2 separate regions of the Homo sapiens genome follow, and region 1 is linked to region 2. The links are chromatin contacts, found by Hi-C or POLR2A ChIA-PET in ENCODE. All regions are on one chromosome and are shown on one strand. Each heading gives the region's core, a stretch centred on a gene start or an enhancer-like site at or near the end of the contact. The rest is flanking DNA. Distances are from core to core; before and after follow the strand shown.

Evidence for each region. Hi-C counts contacts between places; a loop is a spot of excess contacts on that map. ChIA-PET counts read pairs that join two places held with the same protein, here RNA polymerase II (POLR2A). Pooled maps may share reads with other maps.
Region 1: a loop to region 2 is called in a pooled map, with 14 times the contacts of the local background. The contact joins two enhancer-like sites. A Hi-C loop is called at or near these places in 3 of 50 pooled maps. POLR2A ChIA-PET finds 5 or more read pairs at or near these places in 2 of 52 experiments (Panc1 and activated CD4-positive, alpha-beta memory T cell).

What each region holds. Positions count from the first base shown.
Region 1 is chr13:113,392,508-113,396,470 of GRCh38, forward strand. No RefSeq gene overlaps it. Among named protein-coding and RNA genes, the nearest start is that of GRTP1, 30 kb to the left of the region's middle. RefSeq lists an enhancer at 956-1,497 and silencers at 1,415-1,764, 1,775-1,884. Within about 2 kb of position 1,609, at least 14 of the 41 ENCODE cell types and tissues checked have a DNase peak (open chromatin) inside an H3K27ac peak, as active enhancers do.
Region 2 is chr13:113,185,758-113,190,158 of GRCh38, forward strand. The region is part of intron 7 of PCID2 (PCI domain containing 2); the gene reads right to left. Among named protein-coding and RNA genes, the nearest start is that of PCID2, 21 kb to the right of the region's middle. RefSeq lists enhancers at 1,324-2,523, 1,698-1,992. Within about 2 kb of position 1,679, at least 15 of the 41 ENCODE cell types and tissues checked have a DNase peak (open chromatin) inside an H3K27ac peak, as active enhancers do.

The DNA of each region.
Region 1 (3,963 bases), core at 359-2,858, 210 kb after region 2:
CCTGGCAGTGGGATCCTCTTTACCTGAACTGCCCAGGGACCTCCATAAGTATCCCTGGCTGGGGGCCGTGGGTCACGCCTGTAATCTCAGCACTTTGGGAGGCTAAGGTAGGAGGATTGCTTGAGCCCAGGAGTTCAAGACCAGCCTGGACAACATAGCAAGACCCTGTCTCTACAAAAAAATACAAAAATTAGTGCATACCTGTGATCCCAGCTACTCAGGAGGCTGAGGCGGGAGAATTGCTTGAGCCCAGGAGGTTGAGGCTGCAGTGAGCCATGATTGCACCACTGCACTCCAGTCTGGGCGATAAAGTGAAACCCCGACTCTTAAAAAAAACGGGCTGGGCACGGTGGCTCACGCCTGCAATCCCAGAACTTTGGGACGCTGAGGCCGGCGGATCACCTGAGGTCAGGAGTTCGAGACCAGCCTGACCAACATGGAGAAAACTCCATCTCTGCTGAAAAAAAAAAATTAGCCAGGTGTGGTGGCACATGCCTATAATCCCAGCTACTCGGGAGGCTGAGGCAGGAGAATCGCTTGAACCTGGGAGGTGGAGGTTGCAGTGAGCCGAGATCGCGCCATTGCGCTCCAGCCTGGGCAATAAGAGTGAAGCTTGGTCTCAAAAAAAAAAAAAAGTATCCCTGGCACCTTCTCACAGACAGAACAGGGAAAAGGAGGGGCGGTTTACATCCCTGTGGAGCACAGCAAACCCACACAATGAGCCTTTCAGGTGTGGGGGGCAGGAGCAGGGCGGGGGCTGTCTCCCAGGGACCATCAGTCGGTTGGCTCAGGGGCTCAGGAGCCCAGGCCCGATGCCAGGAAGCTTCTCACCCCTAAGGAGAGGACACGCAGTCAGTCCGACTGGCAAAGTGGCCGGATCAGCGCCTGGCTGTGCCACCCCACATGGAGTGCCACACGCGGTCACAACAGCCCCATGACGTAGGTCCCAGTATTACTATTTTAGGGAAGACTGTGGTACACGCACCCGGACACACAGTTGCACATATGGCCACACAGGCCTCCACCTCTACTACCCAGACAAGTGCCCCAGTGCGCATCACACATGCACATGGGTGTGTACACAGCCTGCCCAGACACAGCCCTCCACAACACAGGGACCCACCCATGCACACACGCGTGTGCACACACACCAAGCAGACACGGCCCCTACACAACACAGGGACCCACCCATGCACACACGCGTGTGCACACACACCAAGCAGACACAGCCCTCCACAACACAGGGACCCACACATGTACACACTAAGGAAATGTGGAAACACTACGTGACCTCCGGTGGCAAGGCCATGGCTGGAAGCCCTGCAGCCTCTCCGGCTTCCAGGTCCTGATGCCAAGGCTGCCCCTCCCAGAATCCACGAGGAGGTCACCGTCCCCGCTCCGCACCAGGGAGGGGCTCCAGAAGCCCGGAGGCCAGCGCCGAGGTCCCCGCACGTACGCCTGTGTCCCCGGCTCTGGGGAAGGCAACCGTCCCTTAGGGGGCCGGGAACCTGCGCGCCGCCCCGACTCCCGCCCACCCCGGCGGCTCCCGGCGGCTCCCGGCGGCGTCCGGATGTGGCAGCAGCTCGCGGGCCGGGGCTTCCTCTTGCAGCAGCCGCCGCCCGGGAGGCCGGCAGCGCCCCCTGGCGGACTCAGGCAGGAGGCGTCCGGCGAGGCGGGCGCGGGGTAGGCGGGCGCGGGACGGTGCAGCCCGAGGCCTGTCCCTGCAGGTGCAGGAGGGACCCGTCGCTCCCCTGCGCACCGAGGGGGCGACAACCCCTCCCAGAGACCTGCTGCCCGCGGAGCCTCCCCCAGTGACTCGTGCGGTCCCCAAAGGAGAGGCGGGAAGCCGAGTCCTGGAGAAGCCTGGAGACAATGGGCAACAGGGGCATTGGGCCTCCGTCCAGCCCCCGCCAGCGCCCCAGGGTCACACATAGGCCTTTATTTTCTGATCCTGAAAGTGATGCAAGTGCATTTAAATTAACGCAGAAAGCAGTGACAGATAACGACGGGAAAACACACCTACACATCGGGTGTTCGTGGATAACCACTGCTCACCTTTTTTCGCGTTTCTCTTTCTTTGCCCCCTTCACACGTATTTACATATTTGAATCTACTATTTTATACTGGATTTTTTTTTTCTTTTTGAGGTGTAGCTTCACTCTTGTTGCCCAGGCTGGAGTGCAATGGCGCCATCTCGGCTCACTGTAACCTCTGCCTCCTGGGTTCAAGCGATTCTCCTGCCTCAGCCTCCTGAGTAGCTGGGATTACAGGCGTCCGCCGCCACCATGTCCAGCTAATTTCTGTATTTTTAGTAGAGATGGGGTTTCCCCATGTTGGCCGGGCTGATCTCGAACTCCTGACCTCAGGTGATCCACCCTCCTTGGCCTCCCAAAGTGCTGGGATTACAGGCATGAGCCACTGCGCCCGGCCTTATATTGGATTTTAAACATTAAATGGTACAATATTTTCCATTTCACAAAGTTCTTCCTCAGCTAATTTTAAATGACTGCTATTTCACTGAATAAGACACCACACTTTATTTAACTAATCTCTTTTTTTTTTTTGAGAGGGAGTCTTGCAATGTTGCCCAGGCTGGAGTGCAATGGTGTGATCTCGTCTCACCGCAACCTCCGCCTCCTGGGTTCAAGCGATTCTCCTGCCTCAGCCTCCCTAGTAGCTGGGATTACAGGTGCCCGCCACCACGCCCAGCTAATTTTTTGTATTTTTAGTAGACACGGGGTTTCACTGTGTTGGCCAGGCTGGTCTTGAACTCCTGACTTCGTGATCCGCCCGCCTCGGCCTCCCAAAGTGCTGGGATTACAGGCGTGAGCCACCGCGCCTGGCCAACTAATCTCTTAATTGGTGGACATTTGTGTCACTTATGGCTGTATCTTGAGTAGTACCACGCTGGACAGATTGCTTTTCCTAAATACAGTTTCTCAAAGCTGGAATTGCTGGGCTGAGGAGCCACCCCTTCTAAAGGTTCTTGACATTATTGCCAAATTGCTTTATAAAAAGGAAGGGCCAATGTTTGGTCCCATCAGGAATGACTGTCTCCGTACATCCTCAGAGGTAGTGAGTGTTACCGATTCCTTTTAAAAATTGGGGGTTTTGGTTCTCAACTTGATAGACCCATGAGAGTTCAACTTCATGTCTTTGACCACCACGCACGCAGTATGTGGTCCGATACGGCACGTCCACCGTGGATGTTGATGGGGACAGCCCCGTGTGCTCCAGTATGTGGTCCGATACAGCACGTCTGCTGTGGGTTTTGATGGGGGCGCCCCTGTGTGTTCTTTTTTTTTTTTTTTTTTTTTTTTTGAGACGGAGTCTTGCTCTGTCGTCCAGGCTGGAGTGCAGTGGCACAATCTCGGCTCACTGCAAGCTCCGCCTACCAGGTTCACGCCATTCTCCTGCCTCAGCCTCCCGAGTAGCCGGAACCACAGGCACCCACCACCACGCCCGGCTAATTTTTTTGTATTTTTAGTAGAGACGGGGTTTCACCGTGTTAGCCAGGATGGTCTCTATCTCCTGACCTCGTGATCCGCCTTTCTTGGCCTCCCAAAGTGCTGGGATAACAGGCGTGAGCCACCGCGCCCGGCCCCCTGTGTTTTCTTGAGTGCAGGGGGCAGAATCCATCCTGGGGAATTTGAGCAGAAAGGGACATGGTGAGCAGTGTGACAGCTCCCAGCTCCTTGCAGGACTAGAGGAAAGGCCTCCAAGCCCAGCTCTGCACTGGCTAATGAGCTTCCTTCTCTCAGCTTCCCTGGAAACATCTTTCTCTGCACACCCAGGAGACTCCATATCACCGGCTCGTCCTCACCGTGGGCCCAGAACCTGCTGTGCCCTGCCGGCCTGGGGAGGTTGCGTCTCCCTGGCAGAGCTGCATGCGTCCCAGCAGCAAGGAAGGCTGGGGATGTGGGATGTGGGACTGCCGTGCAGAGAGAAGACAGGATTCATGTT
Region 2 (4,401 bases), core at 429-2,928:
AAAAATAAAAGAGAAAACAAACCAGGAAAATCCCAATTAACTACTTGAGTAACATCCTTCCTCCGCGGCACCAGCTAAAAACTGCCTCATTTGCAGCAACAATGCGTAAAAGTTAATTGTTATAAACCGTTTTTGAAAAATGGAAAAATAGGGCATGGTGGTGTGTGCCTGTAATCCCAGCCACTCAGGAGGCTGAGGCAGGAGAATCACTCAAACCCGGGCCAATGCACTTCAGCCTGGGTGACACAGCGTGACTCCGTCTCAAAAAACAAAAACAAAAAAAGAAAAGAAAAATGGAAAAATACTTCTCATCAGTACGACAAAACAAACCAGTAAAACACACAAAGAGGATGAGTCCCACCAAGGCAGACACAAAAAGTACACACTGTGGTGGTCCATTTACATGAAGTCACCGAACAGGCAGGAAGCAACCCACAGTGGAACAAATCCAGACAGCTGAAAGGGCCTGCCCCACATGAGGGATGAGGGAAGTTTCTGGGGTGGCAATCATGTCCTATACCTCAGCAGCAAGCAGACAGATAATACTGTAGGTAGTTCACTGCATGCAAATTTTACCTCAAAAGACTGAAAAAACAGAAACTGAAGAACCTAGGGGAGGGTGTGCCACTGTCTGCAATTAACCTGGAAACAGTCACATGTTACACAACATTTCGGTCAACTACAGATGACCACATGTGAGATGGGGCCCTACAGAGTCTCACACTTGACCACATGTGAGATGGGGCCCTACGGAGTCTCACACTTGACCACATGTGAGATGGGGCCCTACGGAGTCTCACACTTGACCACATGTGAGATGGGGCCCTACGGAGTCTCACACTTGACCACATGTGAGATGGGGCCCTACGGAGTCTCACACTGTATTTTTACTGCATCTTTTCTGTGTTTAGATCTGTTTAGACACACAAATAATTCCCACTGTGTTCCAGCTGCCTACAGCATTTAGTGCAGCTCTTGCTCCTCGCAGCCTAGGACCCACAGGCTGCGCCACACAGCGGGGGTGTGTAGCAGGCCACGCCATCTCGGTTTACGAAGTACACTCTGTGGTGTTAACAAAATGATAAAATCACTCAAAGTCAAGGCACAAAAATACAAAAGTGCCCAGTACAGAAAACAAGCAGGTGGTTTACAAGCCACAGAACATAAAATTACTCTTAAAGACCAAAATGTGTCCATATAGAAACACTTAAAATAATGTAAAAATACAATTTTAAAATATCAAACCCTGTTTTATAACTGCCTGTGAGCTGCTCTAAGCAGGTCTATGACTTTTATCATTCCCTACGTGCATGACCTCAAACAAAAGTCTCTCAAGGTCTCGTTTTCCTCATCTGAAAACGGAGACAAATAATAATACTGTTCTATGACTTCAAAGAGCTATGGAAAAACCAAACAAAACACACAAGTACTCCGTAACTCACGTAAAACGCTACACGCATGGTAATATCGTAGCTGGTCTGGCACCAGGAATGATGACCTCTATTGGAGACTGTGACAAAAGCAAACCCCAACGGGAAAGAGATGTCACTGGGGATCTGCCCTGTCTTCTGAGTGTCCCCTCAGGGTGGAAATGCTGGGTCACATGGTAGCTCTACGTCCCACTTTCAGGAACTGCCTTCCCATTTCCGCACAGCAGCTGCACTGTTTTTGTTCCCCTGGCGATGTGTACGAGGCTCCAGTCTCCCTGCATCCTCACTGGCGCCGCCCGTCTTTCTGATTACAGTCATCCCACTGGGTGTGGCCTGGCAGCTCTCAGAGGTTCTGATGTGCATTTCAAGTGACTGATGCATTAGTCATTGGTGACTAAGTCACTGGTGATTAATGACCTTGAGCATCTTTTCATGCACTTACTGGTCACTTGCGTATTTTGTTTGGAAGATTTTTCAAATTCTTTAAACATTTTAAAGAATTTGAATTGGATTGTCTTTTTACTGTTGAATTGTAATAATTCTTTATATATTCTGGATATTAGGCCCTTATCAGATGTATTATTTGCTAGGTTATGGTTGTTTTTTACTTTTTTGAGAATGTCCTTTGAAGTCTAAAGTTTTTAATTTTGATGAAGTCCAATTAATTTTTTCCTTTGGTTGCTTATGCTTTTGTTGTCGTATCTGAGAAGCCACTGCCTAATCAAAGGTCGTGAAGATCACTGCTGTGCAAAAATATACGATCAAGCGAAATGTCAAGTATTCATTTAGGAAACACGGATTGAGCTCCTGGGGTGCAAGGAACGCTAGTGATGGAGAAGGCCCACGCCCTGACGCACTTCGCCATCAAATCGTTTGGTAAACGCAGTGAAAGAAATGTACAGTCTGCTATGAATGTTTATAAAAGGGAAATCTGATCCACCGTGAAGTCCAGCAGTGAGAGGCTTTAGAGAAGGCGGAAACCTTTAAATGAGTATAGACTGCCAGGAGTCGAGGAGAACCTTCCAGCAAAGGAAACGGCACCCATGGGAGGCCTCAGTGGGAAAGTGCCATGGCATAGGAAGGACTTTTCTACAGTCCAGCCTTGGTACGAAAGTTCTGAAGCGAGGCTGGGTAGGGAGGCCATGTTACCCCCACAGCACTATACATCTTGTAGGCTTGGCTGAACAGTTGCACAACTCAAACTCTGCCTATCTTCAGCAATAGGATGCCTGAGGTCAGAGGCTCCCCTCTTGGTTAAACCAGCTAAGACCAGCAGGATGCTAAGTGGAAGTCCACCTGGCCTTTGCAGGGCCTCCAACTTCATTACAACCTCATTTGCATGCTCCGTGACACTCCCACCAGTGCCACAGCGGCTGACAATCACCATGACAATGACGGGAAGACGCCGTAAAAGGACAAAAAGATGGCAGTGCTTCAGCTCCCAGAAGTTCACCGTCCATTTCCAGAAAAGCCATGAATATTCTTCCCCTTGCTTTCAATGTCCAACCCCTTCATTCAAGAAACCCTCTATTTCAATCCCCTCACCCCTCAGGAGTAGAGAAGTTGATTTGTGAGCCACACTCCTGCTTCTTCATTCCTTGGCCTTTACATACAGCTTGCTCTGCTCAACACTTACTTTCGGTTTCATGGATGGGATCCACAACACCCAAAAGGAAAAGTTCCCATCTTTTGAGGCTACAGAGTTTATTGGCAACAAACACAATGAGTGAAAAGAGAAGCTGGGCTACTGCTATGGTTTGGATGTGGTTTTTTGGCCACATCAAGCCTCATGTTAAAACCTGATCCCCGTTGTTGGAGGAGGAACCTAATGGGAGGTTTTTGGGTCATGGGGGTGGACCCCTCATGAATGGCTTGGTGCTGTCCTTGCCATAATGAATGAGTTCTCGCTCTGAGCTCCTGTGAGCGTTCCCAGACAGCTGGTTGTGGAAGAGCCTGGCGCCTCCCCTTCTATCTCCTGCCTCCTCTCTTGCCATGTAGTGGGCTCCTCTTTGTCTTCCAGCATGAGTGGAAGCAGCCTGAGGCCTCACCAGAAGCAGATACGAGCACCATGCTTCTTGTGCAACCTGCAGAACTGTGAGCCAAATAAACCTCTTTTCTTACATTCCCCAGCCTCAGGTATTCCCCTCTTTTCTTACATTCCCCAGCCTCAGGTATTCCCCTCTTTTCTTACATTCCCCAGCCTCAGGTATTCCCCTTTTCTTACATTCCCCAGCCTCAGGTATTCCTTTATAGCAACACAAGAGGACTAAAACAACTACTCTCTGGGAACAATAGTTTTTTGTTTATTTATATATGGATACCTTTGATAATCTTTCTTTGCTTTAAAATTTCCTAAATCTCATAAATAAATGTGATTATATAATTGGTGAAGAGATGGGAGTTTTAGAAGAAAAAATGGAAATTCTAAAGCAGAATCAGACGGAAAGTTGAGAATTTAAAAATAAATAATGGCAGAAAAGATCAGTCAACTTGTAAGCAGGTCAATACAAATTACCTAAAATGAAGGAGAGGAAAAAAAAAAAAAAGGATTGAGGTCAGGTGCAGTGGCTCACGCCTATAATCCCAGCACTTTGGGAGGCCGAGGAGGGTGGATCACCTGAGGTCAGAAATTCAAGACAAGCCTGGCCAACATGGTGAAACCCCATCTCTACTAAAAATACAAAAAGTAGCCGGACGTGGTGGCATGCGCCTGTAATCCCAGCTATTCAGGAGGCTGAGGCAGGAGAATGGCTTGAACCCAGGAGGCGGAGGTTGCAGTGAGCTGAGATGGCACCACTGCACTCCAGCCTGGGCGACAGAGCAAGAGTCTTGTCTCAAAAAAAAAAAAGATTAAAAAATAAACAAAGACTAACAGCGGCCTGTGAGGGATAATATCATGCACTTAACACACATGCAGTTGAAATCCCAGAAAGAGAAGAGAAAAAATGGGGCCAAAAGTAGTTAAAGAATG